Regions from separate parts of the Homo sapiens genome. Here regions 2 and 3 are each linked to region 1. A link is a contact called in ENCODE Hi-C or POLR2A ChIA-PET data. All regions are on one chromosome and are shown on one strand. Each heading gives the region's core, a stretch centred on a gene start or an enhancer-like site at or near the end of the contact. The rest is flanking DNA. Distances are from core to core; before and after follow the strand shown. Region 1 overlaps SYNE1 (spectrin repeat containing nuclear envelope protein 1). Region 2 overlaps IPCEF1 (interaction protein for cytohesin exchange factors 1). Region 3 overlaps MTHFD1L (methylenetetrahydrofolate dehydrogenase (NADP+ dependent) 1 like).

What was found. A loop is a pair of places that touch in the nucleus more often than their neighbours do. ChIA-PET counts read pairs that join two places held with the same protein, here RNA polymerase II (POLR2A). Pooled maps may share reads with other maps.
Region 2: a loop to region 1 is called in a pooled map, with 3 times the contacts of the local background. The contact joins two enhancer-like sites. A Hi-C loop is called at or near these places in 1 of 168 maps with a recorded cell type or tissue (naive thymus-derived CD4-positive, alpha-beta T cell) and 8 of 50 pooled maps. POLR2A ChIA-PET finds 5 or more read pairs at or near these places in 1 of 52 experiments (GM10248).
Region 3: a loop to region 1 is called in a pooled map, with 4 times the contacts of the local background. The contact joins two enhancer-like sites. A Hi-C loop is called at or near these places in 1 of 37 single-sample maps with no recorded cell type and 2 of 50 pooled maps. POLR2A ChIA-PET finds 5 or more read pairs at or near these places in 1 of 52 experiments (PC-9).

The regions. Positions count from the first base shown.
Region 1 is chr6:152,300,048-152,303,952 of GRCh38, forward strand. It overlaps SYNE1 (spectrin repeat containing nuclear envelope protein 1), which reads right to left. Exons shown (of 146, transcript NM_182961.4): 92 at 1,822-2,016; 93 at 594-734. Among named protein-coding and RNA genes, the nearest start is that of SYNE1-AS1, 79 kb to the right of the region's middle. RefSeq lists enhancers at 1,683-1,732, 1,783-2,182, 2,333-2,402. Within about 2 kb of position 2,089, at least 35 of the 41 ENCODE cell types and tissues checked have a DNase peak (open chromatin) inside an H3K27ac peak, as active enhancers do.
Region 2 is chr6:154,230,494-154,234,398 of GRCh38, forward strand. All of the region lies in intron 5 of IPCEF1 (interaction protein for cytohesin exchange factors 1), which reads right to left. It also overlaps a transcript of OPRM1 not described here. Among named protein-coding and RNA genes, the nearest start is that of IPCEF1, 120 kb to the right of the region's middle. Within about 2 kb of position 1,683, at least 3 of the 41 ENCODE cell types and tissues checked have a DNase peak (open chromatin) inside an H3K27ac peak, as active enhancers do.
Region 3 is chr6:150,893,585-150,897,489 of GRCh38, forward strand. All of the region lies in intron 7 of MTHFD1L (methylenetetrahydrofolate dehydrogenase (NADP+ dependent) 1 like), which reads left to right. Among named protein-coding and RNA genes, the nearest start is that of MTHFD1L, 30 kb to the left of the region's middle. Within about 2 kb of position 1,694, at least 4 of the 41 ENCODE cell types and tissues checked have a DNase peak (open chromatin) inside an H3K27ac peak, as active enhancers do.

The DNA.
Region 1 (3,905 bases), core at 839-3,338:
TAACTAAATGGTTATTTTATTTTCCCCATTTTATAGAAAATAAAATTTAAGATTATTGAAAGATAAGTTAAACACTCAAATCTAGTAGGCATTCTAGTATAAATATGGCAGACATTCCTTACATTGGTACACAAGTTGCAAATAAAGAAGAAGTCTGACATAATAAATGGAAGTTTCCTGTCTTCAAAATCTGAGCTGGTAAATGCCAGCACTATTTTCAATGCATGTTATAAAGCCATCGAATCACGTTATTTTACAATGGTGACACACATCTTTTATTTTCTGTTGGATGCAGAACCCCATTCCAGATGATTGCTGGAAACTAAGGCCATAATGTCTTAAAACAGAGCCTTCTGGGCTATCATTCCCATGACCTAATTTTTGTTCATCCCACTTTCTGTAGCCCAGGAGAGGAGATGACATACTGAGACACATGACAATCATAGTTTGTGCAACTATAACACCTAATAGTGTGTCCCTGGAACCAAATGCAACAAAGTCTGAGATTCATACCCACGATCTAATGGAAACAGAGAATGGAGTCCTGCATCTGCCCAGAGATTATTGCTAGAGGAATGCCAACTGGGAGGTACCTGGTTAACAGAAGCATCTGTATTAGCCACAGGTGAAGGGGAGCGACAGGCAGGTGGAGAGGAAATCTCACTGTTGGTTCCCTCCTCCCCAGACTCCTCAGTGACCGGTGACAGCAAAGTGTGACAGCGACCTGCAGTCATCTGCCACGTAAAATGTAGCCCAAAGGACATGAAAATCAATTAGCTATGTTAACATAAGTCCTGTTCAGGCACAGGCCAAAACAGAGTTAATTATAAAACGAAGGTTAAAATTACTGGGACCCGAATTCACATATTAATCCTGTGTTAGTATTTAAAAGTTCTGTCTTCAAGAGAATATGATGCTAGTAATCATTTGTAAAACAATCAGGGATGGGGGTGCATATGACATTGAAGTTTTGTTGTTGATTAAATACTTCATTATTTTCCTTTCTTTGGAGAGTTTGTGGCTTTATAAATAACTGGAAAAATCACGAATCATACAAATGAGAAAAGGTCTGTGAAATAAAGCTTGGTCTTTTGTGGACATCTCAAGTTTCAAATATGGTAGGAAGATAAATGCACCCAAAGTACTGTTATTGCCAAATGGGCTCAGGTATGGTTACTCATTACCTGAGGCACAGCACATATAAGGGAAAACACACAGCACTGGGAAACATTATAGTCACCAAAATACTCAATGCATTTTAGATGGCAAGTGTATAGGAAAATAGTGGTGCAGAATAGAAAATAACAAAGTTGATTTATTTTAATCCAAAGCCAAGCTTTAGACGGTCTGTTTTCATATTTTTCTAACAATAGCTGTTCTTCTAAATTGTATTACACATTTATACAGTAGAGTACATGCACATATGTAGTTAGCTAGTTAGCGTGGAGACCACAACTAAATATATATGCCATGAATTTCCCATCCCCCAGACAACTAAAACACTGTGCAAGTAAATTATTGTTTAAAGCTCAGAGCCTCTCAGTATTATTGCGAAATTATAAACAAATACAGGGTAGACCTCTGACATGTTAAGTAATTCAGCTGTCTCGAGCACATAGTTTCATTTTAACTGTCATTGTTTACAGTGTCAAAGATTGGCCCGGCCCAACGGTAGTCAAAGAGACTTAAGGAATCTGTTCCTCCCTCTGAATCTGCAAGATCGAAGGCTGGTCCCTGAAATCAGCCACGGAGAGGGAACATGGAGCCACTCGCCAGGCTCCAGTCAAAGAGCAAAGCCGCGGGGACCCACTGGATCCTTACCATGACCACAGAGGGGTGGGCCGAAGGCGTGGGGAGGAGCTCCCCATCCAGGTCCTCTGTCCCTTCCGCCAGCCCCTCGACCTCGGTCACCGTCAGCAGCATGGTGGCGTGCTTGGCTTTCATCGTCAGCATCTTGCACTTGGAATTCAAAGAAGCGATCTGCTCCTGGTAGCCCTTAATTTTCTGCGCCAGCTCCTGAGGAAACATTTCCCCCACCGGGGTGTCAGAGCAGCATCAAAAGGAAACAGAAGTAGTAGCGTTCATCTTCCTGCAGGGCGAGCCAATGAGCGCGCAGAGCCGCGCGGGCCCGGGAGGCAGGATGTGTAGGCGGCGAGTCCTCCTGCATCTCGCTACCGAGCCAGACCGCAGGCTGCGCGGCGCGGCGCAGGCACAGCCAAAGTGCCCGAGCCCGCGTCCCCGCGTCGGTACAAAAGGAGAAATGAGGGGATGAGGCCGAATGAGTGGTTTCTAATCGCGAGAGGCCCCATATGGAATCATGAACTTCCGCAACATTAGGAACTGACAACTCTCTTTAAAAGCAGAAAGCATCTGAAATTTACCAGATGGTTCCTGCCATGGAAATTAGGTCATGTGATGGCTAAAACCACACCAAAAAAAATGCAAGGCTCAGCTCTTACCCTACTGAGTACATTCAACAGAGATGACAGTCATTTATTTTACATAGGGTCACATACTCAATAGCCTGTCTGTTCCTATGTCTCTAAGAATTTTTTTTAGATAGGCTAGATATTGCATATGGAAATCCCAATTTTTAATGCAGATTGACCCCCCAAAAAAATTTTGTATATTCATCAAATTTTTTCTTGCTCACTTCATCATGTCTCAAATGTTGCTGAGGCTTTAACTAGAACTTTAAACTTGAAATGCAATTCGGATTTAGTGTCTTTTAATTTCACTTGCTTTTGAAAAAATAATTGTTTTTTTGTTTTTGTTTTTGAGCAGACAAGAATGAAAAAATATATTATGAGAGATAGAGGTTTTAAATATTTTATTAAGAGCTTATTGGAAATATAATCTGGATAGCACATAACCCTTAAAAAGGTAACTATAGATTCATTTTAGGAGTATGGTAATTCTAAAATATTAAAGTTTTACTTTCTTGCTTAAATATTTTAAGTATCAAATATTAAAATTATACTTTATTGCATCTTTAAAAAACGAAAATACATATTTCAAAACATGATTCCTAAAAGTACAAAACTATTATTCTTTTTTTTTTTTTTTTTTTGGCTTCTTTGTTTCAGAGGCTGTCATTTATTGTGCACATAGAACACATTTTGTGGGCCGGGTGCAGTGGCTCATGCCTGTAATCCTAGCACTTTGTGAGGCTGAGACGAGGGGATCACTTGAGATCAGGAGTTCAAGACCAGCCTGGCCAACATGGTGAAACCCTGTCTCTACTAAAAATACAAAAATTAGCCAGAAATTGCTTGAACCCGGGAGATGGAGGTTGCAGTGAGCCAAGATTGTGCCACTGTACTCCAGCCTGGGCAACAGAGTGAGACTCTGTCTCAAAAAAAAAAAAAAGAACACATTTTGTGACAAAAATATTAAATTGTAATGTCTTTAAAATAATTGTGTACATACATACACATACATTCATATATATACACACACATATACACATGCACACACACATATGTACACATAGTCATCCCTCAGTAACTGAGGGGCGTTGGTTCTAGGAACCCTCTTAGATACAAAATTCACAGATATTCCAGTTTCTGATGTAAAATGGCATAGTATTTGCATATAACCTATGCACATCTTCCCAAATACTTTAAATCATCTCTAGATTACTAATAATACCTAATACAATGTAGATGCTATGCATTATAAATAGGTGTTATACTGTACAATTTAGGGAATAATGACAAGAAAAGAAGATCAACATGCAGAGATGCAACCATCCTTTTTGCTCCTCAAATATTTTCCATCCATGATTGGTTGAATTCATGGATGCAGAACTTATGGATATGGAGGGCTGACTGTATGCAAAACACGTGTGCACATGCACACACACACACACACACACACATTTTGTTATTATTGTTGTTTTGTTT
Region 2 (3,905 bases), core at 433-2,932, 1.9 Mb after region 1:
CAAGTATTTTGGAAAATATACAAAATTACTTCTTAGGTACCTACACATGTCAGAAAAGCAGAAGGGCTGACCAGGAGAAATGAGAGTGACGTGTATTCCCGAGTCTAAATAGGTCAAAGAGGACCAAGCCAGAAACAGATGAATGGTAATATAGGAAACTGTCATGTAGTTCCTGGTTAAAAAATGAAAAGTAATATTATATCTCTATTTTCAATGAAACCATAGTTCCTTAATTCTAAAACCCTGATTTCTTTACACTTCAATAATTCTGAAATCAGAAGACACCTTAGAATCTATGTATATTTTCATTGCAACATCTTCTCCCCTAAAACCTGTTATTAAATAAATTACAGGTCTTAAATAGAATCTTGAATTCAAGAAAAAAAAACAGCTAAAAAAATTTCTTTGTAATATACTTTTGTGTTTTTAAGTGAATATAGAATTGAAATTCTTGAAATTACATTGAGCAAATTTAATGAGGTTACCCAATGACTATCTGAATCAGCCGAAACTGCAAAAGTCTCCATTTCTCCATATAAATCTATTGTTTTCTCAGTTACTCCCCAAAACCCCCAGGGCACTGGAAACAGATGAGGTCTAAACTCTGAGCTGAGCTGCCCATTCTCATGCCGCCTTAGAACAGTTGTCTCTAGATTCTCACACTACACACAGACTCATGACCACTAGAGAAATCTGAATTATATTCTTTAAAATAGAAAGTAAAAGTAAAAGGAGATTGAAGAAAAGTTAGGATAAAATTCACTGTAAAAGTTCTAGTTCTATGGAGAAACAGTCATTCTCAAACACTGCTGGTGGTAATGCAAAATGGAACTCAACAGAAGGAAACTGGATAATAATCAGCAAAAATGCACTTGCCCATTGACCCAGAAATTCCACTTCTGGGATCTGTCCTAACTATACCTTGGAGAATATGTGGAATGACATGTACATTGCAGCATTGTTTGTATTTACAAAGGATTGCAAAGAATGCAAATGTCTGTCATCAGGTGACAGTTGAATACACTGTGGTATCCACACACAGTGAATAACTATGAAAAACGCCATACAACGCGTAGAGCAATCTCTAGGACATAGTGAGAGAAAAAGTAAGGTGCAGTACTATATATTTAATGTGCTAATTTTGTGTAAGAAAGGAGGAAGAGATTTGACTCAATATACACACTTGCTGTATTTGCGAAAAGAAACATGGGAAAATAAACCAAAAACAAATAGAAAAGGGGGAAGAAAGAGGATAGAGAACAGAGATGCGAAGGAGACTGACTTGGTTGTAACTTGTTACAGGTTTGACTTTGGAATCGGGTACATGATTGATTTTTTAAATCAAAAACAAACACGAAAAAGAAAAGCAATTCTCGAAATTAAAAACAAATAGAAACAAACCTAATTGAATGTAAACATGGTGACATAGCCCCACACAAATAATCATTGCTCTGAAAGACTTAAGAACTTTGACTATACGTATTTCATGGCAAATAGGCTAAGTAAGGACTCTTCGTAGTGACATGTTATTATCATTTTTACATAGTCTTGGTAGGTTTTTTTCCTTTCTTCCCCTCTAAAATTGCACAGAATCTAAAGCTCCCCTCCTTCTCTCCATACAATAGCGTCCATGGCACTGCAACTCATCTGCCCCTTCCTTTCAGAAAAGGAAATACGAAGATTAGCACACCAACACAATCTACATCCTGCAACTATCACAGAGAGCTGCACGTATTAGCATCGGGCTGTGACAAGCACTGCACCAAAAGAAAGAAAAAATGTCTGTGTTTTATTTTCTTCTAGATATCAGAAGCAGGCCTGGTAGGGAGTGTGCTTGGAATCCTTTTAAGAAATATAATAATCTTGAGTAACATCTAATAAGACCTAGCATTTATTGAGCGCTAAGCATATGCCAGTGAGGTAGTACTATGATCACAGCCTTAAGAGGAAAATTAATCCCATGCCAAGTGCCAGACCTAGAACACCAAGCTAGCCTGGTATTATACCATGGGAACCATCATGTGGTATTATTAAAGTGACAGGACTCAGACCAAGACCCAGCAACCAGTCAAATAATTCTAAAGACAAGACTGAAGAAATTCTTCAGAGCTAAAATAGGCTCAGGAACTGAAATGGGAGGAGGAGAGAATCTGCAGTCAACACATGGCACAGAAAAAAACAACCCTGGATTTGGAATTAATGTCTCGATGTAAGCCACATACTCTGACATCCGAGGCAGAGTACTTAACCTCTCTGAGTCACTGTACTCACAGTGAATAAGCAGCTATAACCAGCTTCTCCAGACTAAATGGAAATTAACATAGATGTGTGTAATAATGTAAAATTTGTTAAAGCTATAAAGAAATCCAAGAATTTATTATTATTAGTTCCTAGGAAAGCAGGAAAAGGGGTGAAAAGAAAACAAAAGAGAAGGAATGACCCAGAAATTAATGTAAAATAAGCCTTTTTTCTTTTCTTTTTTTTTTTTTTTTGAGATGGAGTCTTATTCTTGTCACCCAGGCTGGAGCACAGTGGTGCAATCTCATCTCACTGCAACCTCCGCCTCCCGGGTTCAAGTGATTCTTCTGCCTCAGACCCCCAAGTAGCTGGGGTTACAGGCATGTGCCGCCACGCCCAGCTAATTTTTGTATTTTTAATAGAGACATGGTTTCGCCATATTGGCCAGACTGGTCTCAAACTACTGGCCTCAAGTGATCTGCCCGCCTCAGCCTCCCAAAGTGCAAAATAAGCTTTTTGACTGAGTGCATTGTAAGCTGAGCCATCCGACTAGCTGTTTCTGTGTCTCGGCTCTCCTCTCTTTTCTTTGCATCAGATTAATGGTTATAAAAACATTTTAGTTTATTTGGAGAATAATAATACTAGTAAACTTACCATATTCTTCATGTATTATTTGGGGTATTTTTACTAAAATATTGTTGCGTTTGGGTTTAGCTAACATTACCCTATGAATATAACTAGATTTAGATCCAGAGAGACTTTTTTCTTACAAACACCTAGAAATAGATATTCTACATAGACAACATTTGGTAAATGTTTTTGGCTAGAAAAAAGGCCCAATTTCCTACAGAACCCAGAGATTCTTGGCATTGATTATAAAAACAGATGGAAAGAATTGATTACGCTAATGAGGATGGTTCTGAGGATACTGAGGCTCCAACAGGGGGAAGAGGGGAGGGTTCTGCAGTAAGGAGATCAGTTACTCTCAGTGACCCTGACATATGCCCTGTCCTTACCACCCAGGGCACACTGGCAAGACTTCCTGCCACCAGCACCTGCATCTCACTGTGGGAAAGCTTCTCTGGCTGCCCTATTCCACTCTTTCACCTGTGCAGAGGTCCTCGGAGATCACTGCTCCTGGGACGAGCTCTCAACCAGCAACGAATGGGTCTTGGGGTAGAAATGCCCCCAGCTAGGCCGGACGCCGTGGCTCACACCTGTAATCTCGGCACTTTGAGAGGCCAAAGCAGAAGGATCTCTTGAGGCTAGGAGTTCAAGACCAGCCTGGGCAACACAGTGAGACATCTGTCTTAAAAACATACAAAAATTAGCAAAGCACAACTATGTGCACCTGTGGCCTCAATTATGCAGGAAGCTGAGGCAGGAAGATTGCTTGAGCCCAGGAGTTTGAGGTTGTGGTGAGCTATGATCACACCACTGGAGGACAGTGAGACCCCATCTCTAAAAAAAGAAAAATACATAAATAAACAAATCAATATCCCAGTTCCTTTTTCCCTTAGCGTGAAAACTCTGCGGTACATGTTTTTCACAGGCTCCCAGGGTTCCCCAGAAGGATGAAGCTTTGGTTACCCACAGTCACACCCTGCTTGCTAAGGAGAACTTTATTAACTTTTCTACCCTCTCTCACTTCCCTATTGCCTTTCCGA
Region 3 (3,905 bases), core at 444-2,943, 1.4 Mb before region 1:
TCAACACATACCTGCTGTGGGACATCTGGCTAGAGATTTCCAAAGCTGAGGGTGAAAGGTTTGGGCATCGGTGTGACTGTGTAACACTAGAGTTCTATCTACCATCTCTTAAACTACAGGTAGTCTTACCGGTGTGGGCTGACCTTCCGGTTATCAGGCAGCCTGCTGCAACCACTAGAAACTGCCTTTGAAGGTTTCCAGTCCGGCACAACATTTGTGTTCTCATTAAACAGTAGAGCATAGGCTTTGGGGACACACAGCTCTGGGCTCAAGCCTTAGCTGTTGCTGCTCTGAGCCTGTTCCCTCGCGTAGAAAGGCAATCATAATACTCCCTACTTTATGGGGCAGTTGTGGGAATGGAATTAAATGCTAATGTGGGCCGGGTGCAGTGGTTCACGCCTGTAATCCCAGCACTTTGGGAGGCTGAGGAGGGCAGATTGCTTGAGCCCAGGAGTTTGAGACCAGCCTGGCAACATGGCGAAACTCCATCTCTAAAAAAGTACAAAAATTAGCCAGGCGTGGTGGCTGTAGTCCCAGGTACTTTGGAGGCTGAGGTGGGATGATCACCTGAATCTGGGGAGGTCGAGGTTGCAGTGAGCTGAGATTGCACCACCGCACTGCAACCTGGAGTGCAGGCTGGAGGAAGAGAAATATATGGGTCAATTAGGCAAATCACTCAGATCGTAAGTAGATATACTAGTAAAATAGCGTGACTTAGGGTCCTTCACTGGAAGCCTGGTATTAATGCTTCCATTGTGTGGGTGGGGGAAGGAGAGAGTGTCTCCAGCTCTCTGTCTGTGAGGTCTCCCAGCCGAATATTGGCCAAGGGAGTGAAACCAGAAGCAAGACTACCATGAGACAACGTTCCAGAGAAAGGAGGGACTAACCAGAGCAGGTGCCCAGCTTTGGCCAGTCAGGCTCATCTTCCAGTCCTCAGTAGATTATTATCAACTTTAAGTGATGTCACAGACTCCCTTCCTCCAAAGCTGTGGACCTCTTCCTTCCCATGCCTCTTGTTACTTGGAAGTCACTCTACTTCCAAACATGTCGGCTGGAGATCCCTGATGGGCCAGTTACTACTTTCAGGCTCTGTAGGTTTAAAGAATGGTTATATCCAGTTAGTTACAAATAGAAATCGATCCTTTCTCTGTCCGTCTGTCTAAACGGAAGGATATTCTGTGGACGCTGATTAGGTATAAAATCTCCACGGAGCCTGAGCATGAAGAATTGACCTTCTTAGGGTTCCACAGAAACCAGAATAGACTTCTGTGTTTGGTAGCTTTGTAACTTACGCCCGTTGAGGTGTACGGTTGAAAATTGAGAATAAATTTCCTGTTCTGTTTCTGAGCATCTTTTCCAGGCTTGGAGATGCGTTGAGCATTTCCACGGAGACCCTAGAGGTGGGGAGGGGAAGAACGCCTGGGCATTTGTCCAAATTAGCCATATGCTGTGGAGTGTCACATGTCAGGAAGCCAAGGCACTGGAGCTAGTGTTTTTGGGCAGGGCTAGGGAACCCCCCGCCTTTCCTCCACCCAAACGCAGGCCCCCACACCCAGCGTCCTGGGCCCTGCAGGGGAATGACACTGTTGGTTTCACTCTCAGGAATGAGCCTAGATTTGGAGGTAACCTCTTCCTGACCCCGATGATTTCACTCTGATGCCAAAACCAGTCTGAAGTGGGTGTGGTTTTGCATTTGGTGTTTACAAGGTGGAGTGGTGCCCTCTGCACGGAAGGGAGAGGTGGGCAGGTACGGCAGGGCCCTGCTCCCTCGGGAGTCTCCTCTGAACCTGTGGTTAGGGCACAGCTGGACAATGCTGAAATGGTCTCCAGCTGGGAGATGAGGTAAACCTCAGCTGCATGCCGAAGAAATAACCTAGAAATCAGAGAACCGTTTTATTTTGTTTTTCTCAGAGGATCTCATTTCTCCCTCTCCTCCTGAGCACAGAGACCCTCAAAACTGGTATTCACAGAAGGAAAAAATATAGGTCTTTCACCTTTGAAGGATCAAAGTGTCTAGGGTTTTTTGTGGTTTTTTTTTTTTTTTTTTGAACAAAGCTGAACTATTACAAAGTCCTTTTCAGTTTAAATTTAGTGCATGGCATGGCTCATGAAAGACTTTTAAAAGTGAATTGGAAAATTCTAAATGTACTTGTATTATACATGTGAAAGGATGACTTCTTAAAAAAAGAATAATGTCTGTCCCAAACGGGAGAAGGAAGGAACTCTAGCTTTTAAACTGCACTACATTAGTGAGTTACATGACAATTCTCCTTTTAACAGGATGGAATGCACTTAAAGCAGTAATGTGCTATGGTGACAGTAATGACAGACAATGTTAATTGACAGAATGGCTACTCTGAACCAGGCACTGTCTTGTACTCCTGTTATCTCAGTGGTCTTCACACTTATTCTGTTAGGCAGGACTGTCATCCTCCCCACATTACAGATGAGGAAACTGACTGAGGCTTAGAGAGGAGACTTTGCAAAGATCATGTGATTAAAAAATGGTAGAGGTGGCAAAACAGCCTGTGTTTTTAACACTGTCCCATGTCAGCTCTTATTCCAGATCATCACATAAAGTCTAATCTCTAATCTTGAAAACCGAAAAGCACCTGCCACCTCAGATAAGAGAGACCAAGACCCTAGACATTCGACTTGTGTTGAATTCACTCTTATTTTGTTTTGATGTTTGTAATCCCAGAGCCATACTTGTTAATGAGCTGAAGTAGAGTGAATGCTGTCCCCTCCCTGAGGCCTGGGGCTCATCATCAGCTCTCCAGGCTCCCCTTTCAGAGGGGATGGTGAGCACCTTCGGAGAGGGCAGGGATGGACACACAAGACAGCCTCAGTTATGTGAGTTCATCCCCTCCCCTGCCTGCTGTGGGTGAGATGGAGAAAAAAGCACTGGACCCTCCTGGGCATCACAGCCTTGTACTTAGCGAGTGGCTGAGGTCATCAGTAGCCCAGGTCATCAGTAGTGTGGAATTAAGTGCACTGAATAGTGTTGGCCCCTGAGCTTTGTTTGACAGATTTAGGGGGTCAGCTCACCACTTTCCCCTCTTGCTTCTGTCTGATCATTGCTCTGTTTGTTAATACCAAGGAAGAAAGTGAATAGAACTTTTTAGAGAGCCAAAAAAACTTTATTAGACTTTATGCCATTCATTATACTTAGCAGTGTTGAGGGAAGGATTTGTGAGACGATATATTCAAACTAATGGGCATGAGACCAAGAAGGGGCTGTGTGGCGGGCGCGGTGGCTCACACCTGTAACCCCAGCACTTTGGGAGGCCGAGGCAGGTGGATCATGAGGTCAGGAATCGAGACCATCCTGGCTAACACGGTGAAACCCTGTCTCTACTAAAAAAAAAAATACAAAAACAAAATTAGCAGGGTGTGGTGGCAGGCACCTGAAGTCTCTGCTACTCGGGAGGCTGAGGCAGAAGAATAGCATGAACCCGGGAGGTGGAGCTTGCAGTGAGCCGAGATCGCGCCACTGCACTCCAGCCTGGGCAATAGAGTGAGACTCCATCTAAAAAAAAGCCGGTTGGGGTGGGGGCATGTAATTAACAGACTGATTGGTCTTAGGTGGCTCAGAATTTAAGCTGAGAAATTAAGATTGAGAAGAAATGATGTATTGTCGTTATATCAAATATGTGAGTAAAAACATAATTAAAACACCATCTATCTCCAGTTTTCCCAACATTACCTCCCTTTTATGATGCCCTTCCTGTACCTTATTAGGCAAAATATTCTAATTTCAGTCTCATTGGATTATGTTCTAAATGTTTGAAGGTTGGTCTGAACATGGAATGTATTTTCTCATAGATATAATAGTATAAATGGTGTTAGGGTCATGGGATTGCGAAGCCAGTTCCACTGCAGTAGAATCATATTGACTTGCTTTC